4 separate regions of the Homo sapiens genome follow, and all the other regions are linked to region 1. Evidence: chromatin contacts called from ENCODE Hi-C or POLR2A ChIA-PET data. All regions are on one chromosome and are shown on one strand. The core of a region is the stretch at or near the end of the contact, and the rest is flanking DNA. Distances in the headings are between cores, read along the strand shown. Region 1 holds the start of RPL32 (ribosomal protein L32). Region 2 has its middle 39 kb from the start of TMEM40. Region 3 overlaps IQSEC1 (IQ motif and Sec7 domain ArfGEF 1). Region 4 holds the start of TMEM40 (transmembrane protein 40).

Evidence for each region. Hi-C counts contacts between places; a loop is a spot of excess contacts on that map. ChIA-PET counts read pairs that join two places held with the same protein, here RNA polymerase II (POLR2A). Pooled maps may share reads with other maps.
Region 2: a loop to region 1 is called in a map of naive thymus-derived CD4-positive, alpha-beta T cell, with 10 times the contacts of the local background. The contact joins the enhancer-like site here to the promoter of RPL32 in region 1. A Hi-C loop is called at or near these places in 2 of 168 maps with a recorded cell type or tissue (both naive thymus-derived CD4-positive, alpha-beta T cell), 1 of 37 single-sample maps with no recorded cell type and 9 of 50 pooled maps. POLR2A ChIA-PET finds 5 or more read pairs at or near these places in 4 of 52 experiments (H1, HEK293, activated T-cell and 1 more).
Region 3: a loop to region 1 is called in a pooled map, with 2.3 times the contacts of the local background. The contact joins the enhancer-like site here to the promoter of RPL32 in region 1. A Hi-C loop is called at or near these places in 1 of 50 pooled maps. POLR2A ChIA-PET finds 5 or more read pairs at or near these places in 2 of 52 experiments (T-cell and WTC11).
Region 4: a map of mammary epithelial cell shows a loop between it and region 1 (4-fold over the local background). The contact joins the promoter of TMEM40 here to the promoter of RPL32 in region 1. A Hi-C loop is called at or near these places in 1 of 168 maps with a recorded cell type or tissue (mammary epithelial cell) and 4 of 50 pooled maps. POLR2A ChIA-PET finds 5 or more read pairs at or near these places in 11 of 52 experiments (A549, AG04449, AG04450 and 8 more).

Annotation. Positions count from the first base shown.
Region 1 is chr3:12,839,299-12,844,152 of GRCh38, forward strand. RPL32 (ribosomal protein L32) reads right to left here and starts at 2,267. Exons shown (of 4, transcript NM_000994.4): 1 at 2,196-2,267; 2 at 844-944; 3 at 51-232. The coding sequence starts at 939. SNORA7A (small nucleolar RNA, H/ACA box 7A) reads right to left here and starts at 1,152; the gene lies at 1,014-1,152. RefSeq lists enhancers at 627-1,565, 1,566-2,502, 2,596-2,845.
Region 2 is chr3:12,717,820-12,722,673 of GRCh38, forward strand. No RefSeq gene overlaps it. Among named protein-coding and RNA genes, the nearest start is that of TMEM40, 39 kb to the right of the region's middle. RefSeq lists an enhancer at 2,207-2,256. Within about 2 kb of position 2,317, at least 2 of the 41 ENCODE cell types and tissues checked have a DNase peak (open chromatin) inside an H3K27ac peak, as active enhancers do.
Region 3 is chr3:12,945,865-12,950,718 of GRCh38, forward strand. The region is part of intron 1 of IQSEC1 (IQ motif and Sec7 domain ArfGEF 1); the gene reads right to left. Among named protein-coding and RNA genes, the nearest start is that of LINC02022, 63 kb to the left of the region's middle. RefSeq lists enhancers at 1,219-1,720, 3,895-4,074 and a silencer at 3,255-3,334. Within about 2 kb of position 2,692, at least 8 of the 41 ENCODE cell types and tissues checked have a DNase peak (open chromatin) inside an H3K27ac peak, as active enhancers do.
Region 4 is chr3:12,756,866-12,761,719 of GRCh38, forward strand. TMEM40 (transmembrane protein 40) reads right to left here and starts at 2,394. Exons shown (of 12, transcript NM_018306.4): 1 at 2,326-2,394. RefSeq lists enhancers at 1,262-1,441, 2,397-2,982 and a silencer at 3,007-3,096.

The sequences.
Region 1 (4,854 bases), core at 1,017-3,516:
ACAGATGCAAACTTCTGATCACTGAAAACTAGAGGTGGGACCCAACTCACTTGTTGCACATCAGCAGCACTTCCAGCTCCTTGACGTTGTGGACCAGGAACTTCCGGAAGCCACTGGGCAGCATGTGCTTTGTTTTTTTGTTGCTTCCATAACCAATGTTGGGCATCAAGATCTGGCCCTTGAATCTTCTACGAACCCTGTTGTCAATGCCTCTGGGTTTCCGCCAGTTACGCTGAAGGAAATAATACACAGGTGGGTTAGCGTCTGTGCAGAGTGCGAACTCTTCCTTTTGGGGAGGGAAAAAAAGGACCAAATGAAAAGGAAGTATGCCACACAGTAGTTGCCTTTGGTAACAGGACTTCACTATTTCCTTACTTTTTTGGTGGGAAAAACCAGGAGCTCGTGGCTTTAGCCACTAGGGATGAAGGCACCCCCACCATTGCCACTCCCAAGCAATGGAGGAGGCACCAATGGGATGCGAGGGGACTGTGTAGATACTGAGATGGCAAGCACAGCTGCAGACACTGCTCTCAGCACCTGAGTTTTCTTGTCTATAAAATAGGGATCCTGCTGTCACAAGGCAACCCAAAATACAGGACACAAATGCAAAGCCCTCTGAACACATCAAAACGGCCAAATGTCCCTTTTCATTAAAGTTTCGCTTCACACATCAAGAGACATAAGTACCAGCACTAGGGCACACTGGGGGAGACCTGTATTTCTACAGAAAGCTCTTCCACAAGCCAGTTCATCGGTCAAAGATAATCCTGACTAGGTGATGTCAGAAACTGTTGGAAACTCTTTTCTTCACCCCACACCCATTTCCATCCCAGGACCACATACCTTAATTTTGACATATCGGTCTGACTGGTGCCGGATGAACTTCTTGGTTCTCTTTTTGACGATCTTGGGCTTCACAAGGGGTCTGAGGGCGGCCATGATGCCTTTTGGGGAAGAAGCGGCCCCAGGTGAGGAAGAATCCTGGAAGGAGGCTTTCCTGCCCAGGGACTGAACACTGTCGCAGAGTGTCTTCCAATCGCCAGCTACGGAGCAAGCTGGGAATGGAATGGGTGCCTCTGCCAGGCTTGCTTTCCCTCCCTTTCCGAAGCTGGCAGAATACTAGGCACTCTCCAGATGCGATCCCAGGAGGTCAAGGGTCACCTCACCCACTCAGAGCCCAAAGAATGCCAACAGCTGAGCAAATCAAAACTGACCCCAAGACACTCTCAATTTGCAAGGGGCAGCAAATCCCACCCCACCAGTGTCCGAACCCCCAGATGGTCCTTCCGGTAGTACTGGCCTTGACCATCTACTTGAACCTGAGTCTTTTCCTCACCTGTAAAATGAAGATGACACTGCGCGCTGAATGCCTGCAGTGCCTGTCACAGGGTAAATGTTCAATAAAACCTTCTAATTCCCTAGGGAGCTGCTGCGCTACCACACCCTCAACACACACAAAACCACCATATACCTCTGAAGATGCCTCAAACCTGGAGATCTTCCAGTATCAACTCACACCTTCCTCAGTGTGGTCTTCCGAGCCATTGATTTCCTACAGCAGCACCCCTTCTGCTCTCTTCGCAGCCATCAACTGGCCCAGAGTGGGTACTCAATGAACCACGTATTCAAAACGACTCTGCCTTCTGGCCCATGATATCCTCGAAGGCAAGGTGGGGGCAGTTGCATCTTCATATTCCCAGAGATACTACCAGAATTTCTGCCTGCAGCTGGACCAGCCGACCTACAGCTCGTCTTTCCTTGGCGGTCCCGCAGCAGCAGCCCTCGGGCCAGAGACTGCAGCGGAAGAAGCCGGCCATGGCATGAACGAATACACGTGGGCCGACATTGGTGAGCGCTGGGATCCACAGATCCCAGCTGAAAGCTGTCAAGCTGGGCCACCCCTGGTCGTCCCACGGCCCCCAGGAGACCCCGAAGTCTGGCCTCAACTAGCACCCTCCACCGCCAAGGAACAAACAAGCAGCCCGCAGCTCTGAATACAGGCGGAGGGCAGGAGGCTCTGGGACGCAAAGCCCTATCAACTCGGCGGCTTCGTTCTGTTCCTGTACACGCTCCAGTAAGCTGACAATAACAATACCCACAGACACTACCGCGCTGAAGGGGAGGCCTCCGCACCACTGGGCGACGGGGCCAGATGAATCCCGCAGGAATGCGGATTGCCACGGATTAACACTTACCGAGAAGGAGATGGCTGCCACCTCCGTAGGCAGCGCCGAGGAAGAGAGAAGGGACGGTGGCGCGCAAGGGCTGATGGGTCGTAACCCCTGGGTCCTAGCAGGGAAAAAGGCAAGCACTTCCGGCTCCGGCTCTTTTAAATAAAATAAAGACACGTCAAAAAATAATGCCGCAAAAATTCTGAGTATACATGTTTTAATAGACAATAATAACTAGGAATAGGACTGAGAAATGTATTCTACCTATCCTTGGGACTACGTAGAAATTTGGAATTCTTTCTGAGCTAATAAGACCTGGTGGAGGGAGGAATTTACTTCCGCCAGAAGTCGAAGCCAATCCGCTTTTGGGCTATTTCCGCCCGCGTTTCTTCTACTCCGAAGTGCGCCTCTTAGTGGTCAGAAGAGAACAAGACAGAGACTTCCTAATAATTTCATCACCGAATTTAGACAGTAAATAGTAACGAAAACAGCTAACATGCGATGGAGTTCACTATGCCTACCACAATTCTATAACGTACCCCTATTATTGTCTCCATTTTGCATATGTGGAAGATGAAATTTGGAGACTTGACTCCAAACTCCACGCTTCTAACCACTGGGCGAAACTGCCTAGTTTTTCTTTGTTCATTTTTTAGAAATGGGGTCTCACTCTGTTGCCCAGGCTGGTCTTGAACTCCTGGGCTCAAACGATTCTCTCGCCTCAGCCTCCTGAGTAGCTGGGATTACGGGCACGAGCTACTGCCTAGATGTTTTTTGTTTTGTTTTGTTTTTTGGTTTTTGGTTTTTTTTAGACAGGGCCTCCCTCTGTCACCTAGGCTGGAATGCAAAGGTGCCATCTCACGGCTCACGGCAGCCCCTGCCTCCCAGACTGCCTAGTTTTTAAAGATGCTCTTGATTTGTTTTGCTTAGCTTTTGTATTTAAGATTATTGTGCAAATTGGCTGAGCACTATGGTTCACACCTATAATTCCAATACTTTGGGAGTCTGAGGTGGGAGATTTGCTTGAGCCCAGGAGTTCAAGACCGGCCTAGGCAACATAGTAAGACCCTGTCTCTACAAAAAATAAAATAATTAGCTGGGGCTGGTGGCGCATGCCTGTAGTCCCAGTTACTCGAGAGGCTGAGCTGGGATGATCACGTGAGCCCAGCAGTTCTAGACTGCAGTTAGCTGTGATAATGCCACTGCACTCCAGCCTGAGTGACAGAGCAAGACTCTGTCTCAACAACAACAAACCTATAAAGACAAATAACCCAATTGAAAAATGGGTAAAGAATCCAAATAGACATTTCTCTGTGGCCAATGAACACATGAAATGATCCACATCATTAGCCATCAGGGAAATACAAACTGGAACTGCAGTGAGATACCATTTCACACTCACTAGGACAGAGAAATGGGAATGTCCGTACAGTGCTAGTGCAAATATGAAATGGTGCAGTCACTTTGGAAAAGAATAGCATTTCCTCAAAATGTTAAACATAAAGTTACTGTAAGACCCAGCGACTGGGCGCGGTGGCTCATGCCTGTAATCCCAGCACTTTGGGAAGCTGAGGTGGGCAGATCACCTGTGGTCAGGAGTTCGAGTCCATCCTGGCCAACATGGTGAAACCCCATCTCTACTAAAGTTACAAAAAATTAGCTGGGTGTGGTGGCACATGCCTGTAGTTCCAGCTACTAGGGAGGCTGAGGCACGAGAATCACTTGAACTCAGGAGGTGGAGGTTGCAGTAAGTGGAGATCGCGCCATTGCACTCCAGCCTGGGCAACAAGAGCGAAACTTTGTCTCAAAATAATAATAATACATGAATTGGTGTCCCACAAAATGAAGATACTTTTTTTCTGATAAGAATATACACATAAGATTTATGTCAACTCAGTAATCATTCAGGAGGTTTTACTTCCTGAGATTTTTTTTAATGAAAACATTTTCTCAAGTTAGATTCCTAGGGTGTCTAAGTCAATGCCAAGAAAAGTTTGGAAAGACTTTGAGAGAAGGCCAGCCCAGCATCTTTCTTGTAAGCGGAGGTAGATTTGGTTTCACAGAGGCCTACTGGAAGTGATAAAAGGGAAGAATTCTTTAGGAATCACTTTAGTGTTTACTGTACATGCTAGGGACATAAATTTTTTTTAAAAAAAGGAATCACTGTGGTGTAAAATACTATTAAAATTTCTCTAAAAGTCTAGAGCTGGGCTGGATATGGTGGCTCACACCTGTAATCCCAGCACTCTGGGAGGCCAAGGCAGGAGGATTGCTTGAGGCCAGGCATTCAAGAGCAGCCTGGAAAACAAACCAAGACCTCATTTATATATTAAAAAAAAAATAGCTGGATTTGGTGGCACTCACTTTGCAGTCCCAGTTACTTGGGAGGCAAGGGCAGGAGGATTGCTTGAGGCCAGGCATTCAAGAGCAGCCTGGAAAACAAACCAAGACCTCATTTATATATTAAAAAAAAAAAATAGCTGGATTTGGTGGCACTCACTTTGCAGTCCCAGTTACTTGGGAGGCAAGGGCAGGAGGATTGCTTGAGCCAGGAATTGGAGGCTTCAGTGAGCTATGATGGCACCACTGCACTCTAGCTTGAGTAAATTTCACCTGCTGCAGACCTGCCTGTGTCTATGCGCTCCTAAAGAGCGGGAAGGAAACCATCAGTTTTGTCATCTGA
Region 2 (4,854 bases), core at 1,067-3,566, 120 kb before region 1:
CTTAGGATAGATTCCCAGAACCTGGGTTGCTGGATCAAAGGGTAGGAACATTTTTATGGCTTCTGCTGGGTGTTGCCAGACTGCTCTCCCGATGAGTGGCTACTGGTTTATGCTGCCGTTAGCGTCGTACAAGACTGCCAGTTTCCACTAGGCCTTCCTAGTGTGAGGTATTATGATTGAAAATAGTTTTGCTATTTTAATGAGAAAATAAACTACCTCTCCATTGTTTTAACTTTCTTTGGTTATGAGAGACAATTTTTTTTTTTTTTTGAGACAGAGTCTCGCTGTGTCGCCCAGGCTGAAGTGCAGTGGCACGATCTCAGCTCACTGCAACCTACACCTCCCGGGTTCCCTCAGCCCCCCAAGTAGCTGGGACTACAGGTGCCAGCCACCACGCCCGGCTAATTTTTGTATTTTTAGTAGAGATGGGGTTTCACTATGTTGGCCAGGCTGGTCTTTTTTTTTTTTTTTTTTTTTTTTTTTTTTTTGAGACGGAGTCTTGCTCTGTGGCCCAGGCTGGAGTGCAATGGCACGATCTCTGCTCACTGCAAGCTCCGCCTCCCGGGTTCACGCCATTCTCCTGCCTCAGCCTCCCGAGTAGCTGGGACTACAGGCGTGCGCCACCTTGCCCGGCTAATTTTTTGTATTTTTAGTAGAGACGGGGTTTCACCGTATTCGCCAGGATGGTCTTGATCTCCTGACCTCGTGATCCACCCGCCTCGGCCTCCCAAAATGCTGGGATTACAGGCATGAGCCACCGCGCCCGGCCCCAGGCTGGTCTTGAACTCCTGATCTCATGATCTGCCTGCCTCAGCCTCCCAAAGTCCTGGATTACAGGCATGAGAGACAATTAACAGCTTCCCCCACCCCTTAAAAATAAGCTAGTTAAGGCCGGGCGCGGTGGCTCACGCCTGTAATCCCAGCACTTTGGGAGGCCGAGGCGGGTGGATCACGAGGTCAGGAGATCGAGACCATCCTGGGTAACACGGTGAAACCCTGTCTCTACTAAAAATGCAAAAAATTAGCCGGACGCGGTGGCGGGCACCTGTAGTCCCAGCTACTCGGGAGGCTGAGGCAGGAGAATGGCGTGAACCCGGGAGGTGGAGCTTGCAGTGAGCCGAGATAGCGCCACTGCACTCCAGCCTGAGCGACAGAGCGAGACTCCGCCTCAAAAAAAAAAAAAAAAAAAAGCTAGTTAATACTTCTTCTTTAGTAAATTGGATTGGGAGGAAAGCTCTGGCATGCTCACAGTTTAACCTCTCTAAGCCTCAGTTTCTTCATCTCCAAAATGGAGTGGTACCAAAGTGATTGTAAAGTCAAGTGAGATAAAGTCTGGGGTAACTTCTTTTAACAGTGTAGGTATTCATTACCATAATCCCACTCAGCCTCAAATTTACCTAATATTTACCTGTGTATCATAAAACCTTCTGCTTTGTCAATAATCTTTTTTTTTTCCCCTTTTGAAACGGGGTCTCACTTTGTCACCCATGCTGGAGTTCAGCGGCATGATCTTGGCTCACTTCAACCTCCACCTCCCGGGTTCAAGTGATTCTCCTGCCTCAGCCTTCTGAGAGTAGCTGGGATTATAGGCGCGCACCACCACGCCCAGCTAATTTTTGTATTTTTAGTAGAGACGGGGTTTTGCCATGTTGGCCCGGCTGGTCTTGAATTCCTGACCTCAGGTGATCTGCCCTCGGCCTCCCAAAATACTGGGATTACAGATGTGAGCCACCATGACCGGCCAGCAATCTTGAAAACTTCCACCGCATCCCAAATCTTGAAAAACCTCTCTCTCTTTGTGTGCGTATGAGACAGAGAGAGAGGAGTGAGAGACAGAGGAGAGAGAGAGGAGAGAGAGGAGTGAGAGACAGAGGAGAAGGAGAGAGGAGAGAGGAGAGAGAGAGAGACAGAGAGAGACAGAGACAGAGAGAGAGACAGACAGAGAGAGAGAGAGACCTGAGGTCTTAGAAGACCTGAGGTCTTAGAAGGCTGGAGGCAAGGTCCCTCCTTTCCATTCTTTAATTTCCTCCGTTTTTCGAGGGAAACACTACGACTTGTTTGGAGTCTTACGGATAAGAGCCCTCTGTTACTAATGATATTAATAATGGCATCTGTTAATGAGGACGTCGTTATTATCTAACATTGGCAGGAGAAGAAAGCTCCGCGGCACAAGGGAGCAACCTCTCGTGTTCTGCAGACCCGATTTCGCATTTGGGAGAAGAGCTCTACTCCCCACAAAAGTCAGTGACACTCCAGACCCTGCAGAGACGCCTCCAGGGTGCGAAGTGGACTCTGGCCGACCTGTCAGGGGCAGCAGCCAGAATCCATCAGTTAACCACTCTGAAGGAAGTTTCTGCTTCAACGTTTTCCCCGTTGCTAGGAAACACTGCTTTGCCGCTGCTCATTGGTTAGCGCCCCCTCTTGTGTCTATGCCCTGTAATAGCACCCACAGTTGAGCAAACAGTAAAGACTAACACATGATTTAAATCGTCTTTATTGTGAAATATAACATACAGAAAAGTATCTAGGATATACATACAGCTTGGAAAATAGATATTGTGTATCTATTGTGTAACCACCACCTACAAAAACAAAGCATTGCCAGCGCATTAGACACTGGCCCTGCTTCTCTCCCTCCTTCTCCCCAGCAGGTGTTTATCTTTTCACTTTCCTTACAGTTTTATTACCTGTATGTATGTATCCTTTTTTAATATTTTATTTTCTTTGTTTTCTGGCTGCTCCTCCAATTTGCCCTGCTTGTTTCTGCCTCAGGGGCTTCGTACTTGCTATTCCTTCTGCCTGAAACACTTTTCCTCCAGACAGCCGCATAGCTAGTCCTTCACTTCCTTTGCCCAACGTCATCTTTTCAGTGAGCACTTCCCCAGCACTCCCTGTCCCCTGCTTTTTTTTTTTTTTTTTTTTTTTTGACACTGAGTTTCACTCTTGTCACCCAGGCTGGAGTGCTCACTGCAACTTCCACCTCCTGGGTTCAAGCGATTCTCCTGCCTCAGCCTTTCAAGTAGCTGGAATTACAGCCACCCACCACCATGCCCACCTAATTATTGTAGTTTTAGTAGAGACAGGGTTTCACCGTGTTGGCCAGGCTGGTCTCAAACTCCTGACCTCAGGTGATCCACCTTCCTCGGCCTCTCAAAGTGCTGGGATTACAGGCGTGAGCCACTGTGCCCAGCCCCCTCTTCTTACATAGCACTTAGCACCCTCTGACACATTTTTCTTACCTCCATCTTCCTCCACTAGAGTTGAAGCTACAACAGAGTTTCTCAGCTTCAGCACTATTGCCGTCTGAGGCTGGAGAATTCATTGTTATGGAGGCCTAGCCCGTGCACTGCAGGGCATTTGGGAGTATCCCTGGCCTTTACAAACCAGATGCCAGTTGCGCCCTCCTCACCATGGTTGTGACAACTAAAAGTGTCTCCAGGCATTGCCAAATGTTCCCTGGTTGGTGGTGCGGCAGGATGGTGGCCAGGGCAAAAATCACCTCACTGAGAATTGCTAAGACTTTGGGCTGGCTTTGTTTACCCCTTGTCTAAAACACAGTCAGGTAGCCAGTAAGTGTTTACTCATCTCAGTCTCAGCAGAGCCTGGCACACAGAGTGAAGTCTCAATAGAAGTTTGATGAATGAGGCCGGGTGCCATGGTTCATGCCTATAATCCTAGCACTTTGGGAGGCCGAGGTGGGCGGATTGCCTGAGCTCAGGAGTTTGAGACCAGCCTGGGCTACATGGTGAAACACCATCTCTACTAAAATACAAAAAATTAGCCAGGCATGGTGGTGCGTGCCTGTAGTCCAAGCTACTCAAGAGACTGAGGTAGGAGAACCGCTTGAACCCGGGAGGCGGAGGTTTCAGTGAGCCGAGACCATGCCACTGCACTCCAGCCTGGGTGACAGAGCGAGACTCTGTCTCAAAAAAAAAGTTTGATGAATGACTAAATGACTGACTGAATGAATAAGTGACTGATTGAATGAGTGACTAAATGACTCACTGAATGAGTGATACAGTGACCTCAAGGGTTGACAGCTGCCTTTGAATCTTACCAAATTATTTCCTTTAGTTTTTACTCCAACCAAAGAGTGTTGGTGTGGGAAATTCATCAAGAATATAGGCTTGAGGTCAATTGAAAGGAACCTTGCCTATAATCCCAGCACTTTGGGAGGCCGAGGCAGGCGGATCAACTGAGGTCAGGAGTTCGAGACCAGCCTGACCAACATGGTGAAACCCCATCTCTACTTAAAATACAAAAATTAGCTGGGCGTGGTGGTGTGTGCCTGTAATCCTAGCTACTCGGGAGGCTGAGACAGGAGACTTGCTTGAACCCAGGAGGCGAAGGTTGCAGTGAGCCAAGATCACACCACTGCACTTCAGCCTGGACAACAGAACAAGGCTCAGTTTCAAAAAAAAAAGAAAAGAAAAGAAAAAGAAAGAAAGGGATCTTGTCAAGGTTCCCCTGGGACACCTTTCTTAGCCAAATAACTTGAAAAAGTTTTCTACACTCCATGTCTACATGTTTCTACTCCCTCACCAACTAGGCTCGCTCACTTGACTCCACCCTGAACTCTGCCCTTAGCACTCCCCTGAAACTGCTCTGGATCAAGTCACCAGTGGCTTCCTTGTTATGAAACCCATCAGCACTGCAAAGATGGAGTAACAGAGACTGGGTTTGCCTCCCACTGGAAACAACTAAAAATCGGACAACACATGTGAAACAACCATTTTTAGACATTGGACATCAGACAGTGGAAGGCTGTGACCCCCAGAGAGGGGAAGCAAACGATGTGAGTTCCACAGTTGCCCTGGTCTACAGGCTGCAGTGCAGAGAAGGTGCTACAGACTG
Region 3 (4,854 bases), core at 1,442-3,941, 110 kb after region 1:
TGCTAGGAGTATAAATCAGGACAGGAAGTTATCGAACTTAAATGATGTGGACGCTTGACTATTTTCTGGCTGAACTCGTAAAGATGTTTTGCTCTACAGCAACACTCTGGGCTCTCAGCCCCACCTTCCTGATTAGGACTCAGCTCTACCCAGTTTCTTCCTGGGGCAGGAAGAACTATCCTATGTCAACCTTTCCCTTTCTAGGGCAGAAACACAGATACCTTAGTGACAGAGCTTGGCTATAAAGTGATGGTCACATTTTACCAGCATACATGAGTCTCTAGGTGGGACTTTTGGGTTAGAGAACAGCCAGACTGGCTCCTATATCCCTGCCCCGACCTCTTGAGCTCAGCTGCTGGACATCTCACCACCCACTGTAGCTGCCTTGGGGATGCTTCTCCCAAAAACCCAGCCCATTGAACAGGACTGGTGAACACACCAGTGTGAGTCCTTAACTGCGCCTCTGAATTTATTATCTCTCTCAGACACCTGGGCTACATGCAGACCAAGGAATGGGCCGAGGCACCTCTTCCAAGTCCCTGAATATTCCTGGCAGTTCAGAGTCTCTGGAACATCCTATGAGCGTTAGGTGGCTGCCGCCCAGCCCCTTTCCATAGATTTGTGCAAAGGAAATAAGACCAATGTGTGCAGCAGTACATACGAGGATGTCCACAGCAGTGTTGTTTCTGATTATAAACATCTGGAAATAACCTAAATGAGCATCGACAAGGGGATGACTGAAATTAATTCTGTATCCACACACTGGAAATAACATCAAAATGGGGTAAAGATCTAGTTTGATGGCTGTTCTTATGAAAAAGCCTTGGGGATTTTTTGTGGACTATAAGATGAATGTGAGCTGATGTCATGATGTGGCCGAGAAGCCAGTCACCAACATGAATAAAAAGCCAGGAGCAAAAATAGCCCTGCTGCCCGCCACAGTTCTCAGACACAGCAGAAGACAGTGTCTGGGGGCTGCACAGACAGTCCAGAGCCTGAGGGCAGGGACAGCAGACCTGGGACACCTGCATGCCCTACCCACTCCTCCCTGGCAGACATTGCTAATTGATCACAGACTCCCTCCTAAAGAGCTTGGATGAAGCCTCAGCCTCCTTCCAACACAGCACTCCATACAACTGATCCCAGCTAGCATGTGAGATGGACTCTATTTGCCAAGGCCAAATAACAGTATGCCAGGAAGCAGTATAACAGTATGCTCCTATCAAGAGCTGGGGCTGTGCAGCCGGGAGGAAAGCAGCCTCGGGGAGATGATGTGATCCCCATCATCAAGCCTCTGACAGGCTGACAAGCCGAGGCTAGAGATTTCTCCTGCAGGCAGAACTATGACTGCCAATACCCGACGTGATGAAGTACACTCTCATGTGGTTAGGGCTGCTTAGGAGGTGGTGAGTTCTCTGTCACTGGAGGTGTGCAAGCTGCGGCAGGTCAGACACCCGTCAGAGAGGTGGTACAAGGGACTCCAATCCTGGCTGGAAGCCTCTATCCCAGGGCCATATGACCTGTCTGAGTCTGCCATCTTTACACCGAGGTCTCAGCTTAACCCCACTTCCTCCACAAGGCCACCCTCACCCCACACACTCTTCCCCACCCCGGGGATCACCTGATCTCGTGTGCAGTCCATCTGCACCATGGAGGAGTCTTGCTCTGTGAGGGTGGGAGACAACTGCCCAAGCATCCCCCAAAGCCCTGGCCTCCAGCAAAGATGGGAATGGCCATGAGCAGGAGGCCTGCTCCTTCCCATGAGATGAGTTCTGTATGTCCTGGATGGGCCCCTGGTGGTGGGACAGGCCAAGGACAGGGCCAGAGAGCACGTAAGGGCCTGGAGCTGCATGTGGATGCATCCACACTCTGCCCCAGAGCCCATCACGTGCTAAGGCACAGTGAGCCCTCCTTTCCCAGACTGGGGACTCCAAGCTTTGGTCACTGAAAGGTCGCCAAGCTCTTCCCCCTTCTCCAGTTTTCCAAACATGTTTTCCTGTGATGGAAGTGGTATGTGGTGTTTTATGTGGGGACATGGCTGGGTGAAGCGCTAGATCCCTATAGGACAGTGTTGCAATGGACACCTCGCAGGAATAGAGATCACAACTTGAAGAGTTTCCTCCTGCTGCCCCGCCCCACCCAGGCTTTCTGCCAAGCAAGGGGCCAAGCAGGCTCCTGGGTGGAATTCTAGCTCTACTGCTTACCAGCTGTGTGACCACAGGAGGAATTAATGCTGTGCCTCAGGTTCCTTCCTCTAAAATTGGGGTAATTAGTGTATCTACTTCACAGGACTGTGAAGACTTAGTGGAGCTAATTAATACAGTGAGGTCCTTAAGAAAGTGCTTGGCTCTTAAAAAGCACTTTTCAATGGCTGTCTTGGGTTATTCTCTGATCTACAAGCCCCAGCAGCTGGAGGCAGGAAGGGCAGACAAGCCTAGTGCCCCAAGCCAGGGTCACCTGCCCTGCACCCTGCCTGCTGTTGAGACCCTCTCTTCGAGACACCCACCTCCAGGCTGGAGAGCCTGACCCCAGGGTGGAGGGAGACCTGGACCCAGACACCTTCCACTGGCCTGTTCCCTGGACTGGGGAGCTCATGGGGATGGGTGAGAAAGGCAGACAGTCCAACCCCAGCCCCTCAGCCCAGACCTGTTGGATGCCACGTCCCGACTCGCCAGGGAATGAGTCAGGGCTGGGGGGCTGTGGCCTCTCAGCCACGGATGTCTCTAATTATGGCCTATGAAGTAATGAATGACTTTTCTCAAGAAAAATGTTAGCCAGGGGAGGTTCTGGGCACCAGTGAGGGTACAAGATGAAAGCAGTGACCCACTGTTCACCCCCAATATCGACAACGACAATGGTAGTAACAGCGAATGTCTATATGGCTAGTGATGTTCTAAGCTGTATATGGAACACATTCAGTGCTCTCAATACCCTGCAGGCACGGAAAGGTGGCACCCATCCCCAAGGGCATATGGGCAGCTTGGCCAGGACGCCCGAACACTTGCCCATTGTGTTCATGCAACTTCTTACGGAGAGGGCAAACACACATGTATGTACACACATATACATACGCAAACACAAGTATACACGGGTCTGAATTATACAGCAGCAACTTCTCCACAAACCTGCCAGGTACAAGATGCCGTGGTGGGTGTGTTTAAAATACATGACCTGTAACTCAACCACCGTCGCTGGGAGGTAGCTAGGACTGCTCCCTTCTGCAGATGACAAACTCAGGGATGGAAGAGTTGAGTCACCAAGTCAAGGTTGTGAGTATAAGACAGAGTTGTGTGGGACCTGACCCCACACCATGCCTCTCCTGCCCAGCTGCTCAGGGGAAAAGCATGCTGCTGGCAGCTTGGACAGGGCTGGGTCCAGAGCCTAGGGGTCCTGGGGTTGTGCACAGTTATGAGATAAATCAGAGAAATAAGCCTAGCCACGTGTGGCCAGAGGGTGGCCACATCACATGGCAAAGCCACCCTCTTCAGAGGGGGCCGGGCCCCATGCTAGAGGAAGCAGGCAATCTTGAAAGCCTGTCTGTGGTTAAATGTCCATGCCAGCAGCCTCAGGCCAGACTCCTGGCAGTCTGCACAGGCCAGAGCAAAACAGCCTCCTGAAGTACGTATGCCCATCACGCCTCCAGGCCTCATGGCTTCCCCTATACTCTGCTTTCAGGGTTTCTGATTTCCAGAAAGGGAGCCTAGACTGGGCAGGCACAATTCATTTCCAGCCCTCACAAGCTCCCTCTTGGGGCTTTCTGTGGCTCTTCTCTGCCTAGGCCACATTAACCAAGGTTAGTCACCCAGAGGAAGGAAGGGGATGGTCTTGTTCTGCACAGGGCTATCTTCACCTCTATGCCCCCGTCTCGGGGAGGGATGGGACACAGCCAGGCAGGGTCTGGGGGGCGGGTGGGGGCACATCCTCTGAGCAAGAGCAGGGATGGCACAGCTGGAGAGAGGTGGCCGCCACCCCTGCCAGGTCTCTGCAGGGTGGTCCTGGTGCAGAGAGAACAGGCAGGTTTGTGAGGCCAGGGGCAGGAGCTTCAGACAGCTAGCAGTTTTGAACAGTTCAGCAATTTAAGAAGGGGCTGCTTTAAGGGCTAGTGCAGGTGTTCAAGCAGGGTCTGGAAAAATCAGTCTTTCTGGGCTGATGTGGCTGGGGCTGGGTCACCCACACGTATGCTCACCCACTATGCCACTATGCGACGGGGGAGCCCAGCACAAGCTAAGTACACAGATTTCACCCCTGCAACAAGCCTGTCAAGAAAGCACTGCTCTTCCCATTCTCCATATGAGAAAATGGAGGCTCAAGAAGGGCCCACTGTGATCCTTGCCCAGGACTGCAGACCACAGAGCAGAGCCAAGATTCAAATCCATGTCATTCTTCTAGTCCTTCCCATTCTGGAATGTTCTCGGGACTGCAGTCCCCAAGAGTTAGCCTGGCCCCAAGGAGCAGAATGCAAGGATACAAAGAAATGGACCTCAAAGGAAAACCGAATGTGCAAAGAAGGGACATAAAGTTGGCCAGCTGTGGTGGCTCACGCCTGCAATCCTAGCACTTTGGGAGGCCGAGGTGGGACACTGCTTGAGGCCAGGAGTTTGAGATCAGTTTGAGAAACGTAGCAAGACCCTGTCTCCACAAAACATTTTTTAAAAATATTAGCTGGGCATGATGGCAAGTGTCTGTAGTCCCGGTGCTTTCGGAGGCCAGGGCAGGAGGATCACTTGAGGCCAGGAGTTGAAGACCAGCCTGGATAACATAATGAGACTCCATCTCTACAAATTTTTTTTTTTTTTGATACGGAGTCTCACTCTGTTGCCCAGGCTGGAGTGCAGTGGCGTGATCTCGGCTCAC
Region 4 (4,854 bases), core at 1,144-3,643, 82 kb before region 1:
TCTCACACACACACATACACACACACAACTGACAATAAGAAACAAAAAGGTAGCATCCAGCACAAGAGCTTGTCAGTTCTCTTGAACATCAGACAGACCTAGATCTTCAGTTCCCGCCTCTACCCCTCACTGACTCTGAGACCTGGAGCGTGTCACATCCATTCTCAGAGCTTCAGAATCCTTAGTTGGAAAAATGGGCATGCCTACAACTCAACATACAGTGACAAATAATCCAGTTTAAAAACGGACAGAGGATTCGAATAGACATTTCTCGAAAGAAGACACAGAAATAGTCAATAGCACATAGAAAGATGCTTCACATCACTGGGTGCGGTGGCTCATGTCTGTAATCCCAGCACTTTGGGAGGCTGAGGCGGGCGGATCACCTGAGGTCGGGAGTTCGAGACCAGGCTGGCCAACATGGAGAAACCCCATCTCTTCTAAAAATACAAAATTAGCTGGGCATGGTGGCAGGTGCCTGTAATCCCAGCTACTCGGGAGGCTGAGGCAGGAGAATCACTTGAACCCAGGAGGCAGAGGTTGTGGTGAGCTGAGATCGCACCATTGCACTCCAGCCTGGGCAACAAGACTGAAACTCCGTCTCAAAAAAAAAAAAAAAAAAGATGCTCCACATCATTAGTCATTAGGGAAGTGCAAATCAAAACCACCATGGGATACCCCTTCACACCCACTAGGGTGGCTTACCATAAGACATACAGACACTAACAAGTATTGGTGAGGGTACGAAGAAACTGGAGCCCTCATACATTGCTGGTCAGATTGTAAAATGGTGGTCACTTTGGAAAACAGTTTGTCAGCTCCTCAAAAGGTTAAAAAAGATTTACTACATGACCCAGCAATTCCAATCCCTAGTATATTCGCAAGAGAATTGACAACCTATATCCGAACAAAGACTTGTAATGAATGTTTATAGCAGCATTACACATAACAGCCAAAAATGGAAAAGCTGGAATTACAGGTGCGCATCACCATGCCTGGCTAATTTTTGTATTTTTAGTAGAGACGGGGTTTTACCATGTTGGCCAGGCTGGTCTCGAACTCCTGACCTCAAAGTGATCCACCCGCCTCAGCCTCCCAAAGTAATGGGATTACATAGGTGAGCCATGGCGCCTGGCCCTGAATTATACACTTTTAAAGGGTGAATTTTATAGTAGTGAATTACATCTCAGTAAATCTGTTATTTAAAAAAAAAAAAAAGAAAGAAAGAAAAAGGAAAGACTCCACCCACAGGATTGTTGTGAAAGTGAAATAAGGCAGGGAGCAGGGCAGGCCCAGCATGGTCCCTGACGTGCAGCCAGCACTTGAGATCTCTCTCTCTCTGATCCTTTTCACAAGGAGGATTTCCCAGCAAAAGTAACCTGGTGCTTTAGGGCTACACTAGCTTGAGTTCACTCCCCACCACTCCCACTAACACACACTCCTGACTCCTTAGTTAGGGCTCTGAACTCTTCTGGGCAGTTTCTTAACAAAACAGAAGAAAATAATAAGCACAAGACCATAATCATTCTCATTCCCCTTAAAAGGAAACTAGGTTGGCTTGAGGCCTAAAAGCCAGGGTGCTCTGAGCAGAGGTGGCTCTAGGACAAGGATGACAGCCTACGGGGGTGGGTGGGGGGAGCTCTGAGAGGTCTGCCAAGCCCCCCTCCCCTTGGGCCACACCACCTGTGCCTGAGCCCCCAACAGGCAGCAGGGCCCCCTCCCCATGGCCCAGCTCTCTGGCATATCCTCCCCGGGGGTGCCTTTGAGCTGGAGGCAGAGGACGGCTGACTTCTTCCTTCCAAGTCTCCCAAACCTGGCTGGCAGCCCAGGGTGGCTTCCTCCAGGAAGGGCAGAGAGAGGGGCAGCTGCCTGTAGTCACTGATGGTGGTGCAGAGGCTGAGACATTTGCGGGAACACCCCTCCCCTCCTAAGCTGTTAGGTTCCATAACAGTGAGGGTGTGAGGTGCCTTCAGAGATCTAGCTGGACCCTTCATTTTACAAGTAGGGAAACTGAGGCTCAGAAAGGTCAAGGGTTTTTCTGAAAGTCTTGCAGCAAGTTGGTGACAGAATTGGGAGCTGGTCACCTACCATGGCCAAGTATAGGCGGGTGGAAACCTCAACACAACCCAGGAAGGTGAATATTTGTCATCCTCCCCTGAAGTAGAGACAGGTTCTCACACAGCTAGGAAGATGCAGAGCTGGGACTCAAACCCAGGTCCACCAAGGAACCACACAATATCAAGCCTATTGAGGACACTCTTTCTCCCGATTTCCTTAAAAGCTGACACTCCACCCCACTGCTCACCCAGCCCCATGTCCCATTACCTGTGGTCCTTCAGCTTGTCTGGGCAGCAAGGGGAGCTCTGTGTAGACTATGTGGATGCTGGGCTGGTCAGGGGAAGGAGAGGACAGGCTGCACCTGTGACAGCAAGGAGGGCGGGACTACCGTGACGTTGTCCCTGGGCCCCACTCGCTCACTGGGATGGCATTCCTTCCTGCTGGTGCTATCAGCCCCAGGCCTTCCTGTCTGACTTGACTCTTCCCTACAACACTGCGGAGGGGCAGGTGGGGCAGCTACATGCCTGGTCCTGCCTCAGGGCCACAGCCATGCCTTCAGACTCCAGGAGACAGTGAAATGGGGGCAGCTGTGCCACCCTTGGCTGTACCAAGCTCTGGGAAGGAAGGAGGGGACGTGTCCCAGGTACCCCCTCCACCCACATTGGTGAGGCTGACTCAGGCCCCAGCCACGTGTCCCAACCTGCCCTGCGCGTCCCAGAGGGGAAGGAAGATATTCCAATGCTCCCAGGAGGCTGAGGTTGGGCAGGGAGCAGGAGAGAGGGCCTGGGGGCTCAGGAGACTGGCAGTGCCCACTCCTAGGGAGGAAACTGGGTTACAGCTAGAAGTACTTTTGGAGAGCACCCACTCGCCTTGTGCAAGTGGGAAAACACAGGTCCCTAGAGAGGTGAGAGGAGCAGTGTCAGACCTCACACAGCCGAGGGCAGGGCCCCAGCTCAGCTTGCCTCCACCTCTCACCTCTCACTTATCCAGCACTGTGGCAGCAGGACAGGAAACAAGTCCTACCACGGGAGCCCCCAGCCTTGGAGGGAAACAGGCAAGGCCCAGGAGCTGTGGGCTCCCCAGGAGGACTTCCTGAAGAGGGGTCTTCCATACCCTAAGCTCAGCCCCCAGATCTTGACACTTTGCTTTCTCACACTCTGTATCTGACCCATCTGGAAAATCCTGTTGGTCCTGCCTTCAGTATAGCCTGAATTCAGCCCCTTCTCTCCACTCCTCAACTGTCACCTTGATCCAGCCAGTGTCAACACTGGGCTCCCTGCTCCCCGCCTCGCCCCTGGCTATTCTCATCAGCCAGGCAGCCAGGGGGTCCTGTTCAAACCCAAAGCAGCTCATGTCCCTCCCCGCTCAGCAGCTGCCACACTCCCACTGCACTCAGGGTAAAACCCAAGGTCTTACAAGCCCCTGCGAGATCTTCCCCACACCTCTGGCCCTCTCTGACCTTGGTTCCCATGACTTCCTCCCTCACTCTGCTCCAGTAACACTGGAACATGTTCCAGTTCCCCTGGGTGGGCTCCCTCCTCAGGGCCTTTGCCCTGGCTGTTCCCTCTGCCTGGAGTGCTCTCCCCCTAGAAAGCCACCTGGCCCCCCGCTCACTTCAGCTCTCTCCTCACAAGTCACCTACTCCATGAAGCCTTATCTGACCATCCTGCTTAAAGTAGTAACCCCACACCAGCTTTCCCTCTGCCTGCTTCACTGCTCACCATCTGCTGTGCTGCATATTTTCTTGTTATGTCTATTTTCTCATTACGTATTGCTTTGCTACAGGACCTAGGATCATGTCTGACAGTAGGTGCTCACTAATTTTTTTTTTTTTTTGAGTCAGGGTCTCGCTCTGTTGCCCAAGCTGGAGTGCAGTGGCACGATCATCACTCACTGCAAACTCAAACTCCTGGGCTCAAGCCATCCTCTCACCTCAGCCTGCTGAGGAGCTGGGACTACAGGCATGCACCCCCACGCCTGGCTGATTTTTATATTTTTTGTAGAGACAAGATCTTGCTATGTTAGGCTGGTCTTGAACTCCTAGCCTCAAGCGATCCTCCGGCCTTGGCCCCCTAAAGCTCTGGATTATAGGCGTAAGCCACTGCATCTGGCCCTCAATACATTTGTTGAATGAATGAGTGACCTGAAAGGTTAGCCCAAGAAGTGTTCCAAGGATATTCCATGCAGAGGGAGCCATGTGTGAGGGCTTAGAGGTGAGGAGCACTATTGTGTGGAGGATCTGCAAATAATCCTGAACAGCCAGAGAGTGGGGGCCTTGGGGATGGAGAGGGGAGAGGAGGAAGCAAGAGAGGCAGGGCCTCAGCAGCCAGGCATCCTGAGAGGGATGGGGAGCCACCTGAGAGGGACATGACCAAACCTGTGTTTAAGATAAGAATTTTGCCTGGGAGCCGTGGCTCACGCCTATAATCCCAGCACTTTGGGAGGCTGAGGCAGGTGAATCACTTGAGTCCAGGAGTTCAAGACCGGCCTGGCCAACATGGTGAAACTCCATCTCTACTGAAAATACAAAAAATTAGCTGGGTGTGGTGGTGCATGCCAGTGGTCCCAGCTACTCGGGAGGCTGAGGTGGGAGGATCACTTGAGCCTGGGAGGTGGAGGTTTCAGTGAGCAGAGATGACACCACTGCACTCCAACCATGGCAACAGAGTGAGATCTCATCTCAAAAAAAAAAGAAAAAGAAAAGAAAAAAGATAAGGATTTGGCTGCTGCATTGTGGACTGGTGGAGAAGCTGTGAGGATCCAGCATCTGGGTGAGCATGAGCCATGCAGGGGAGA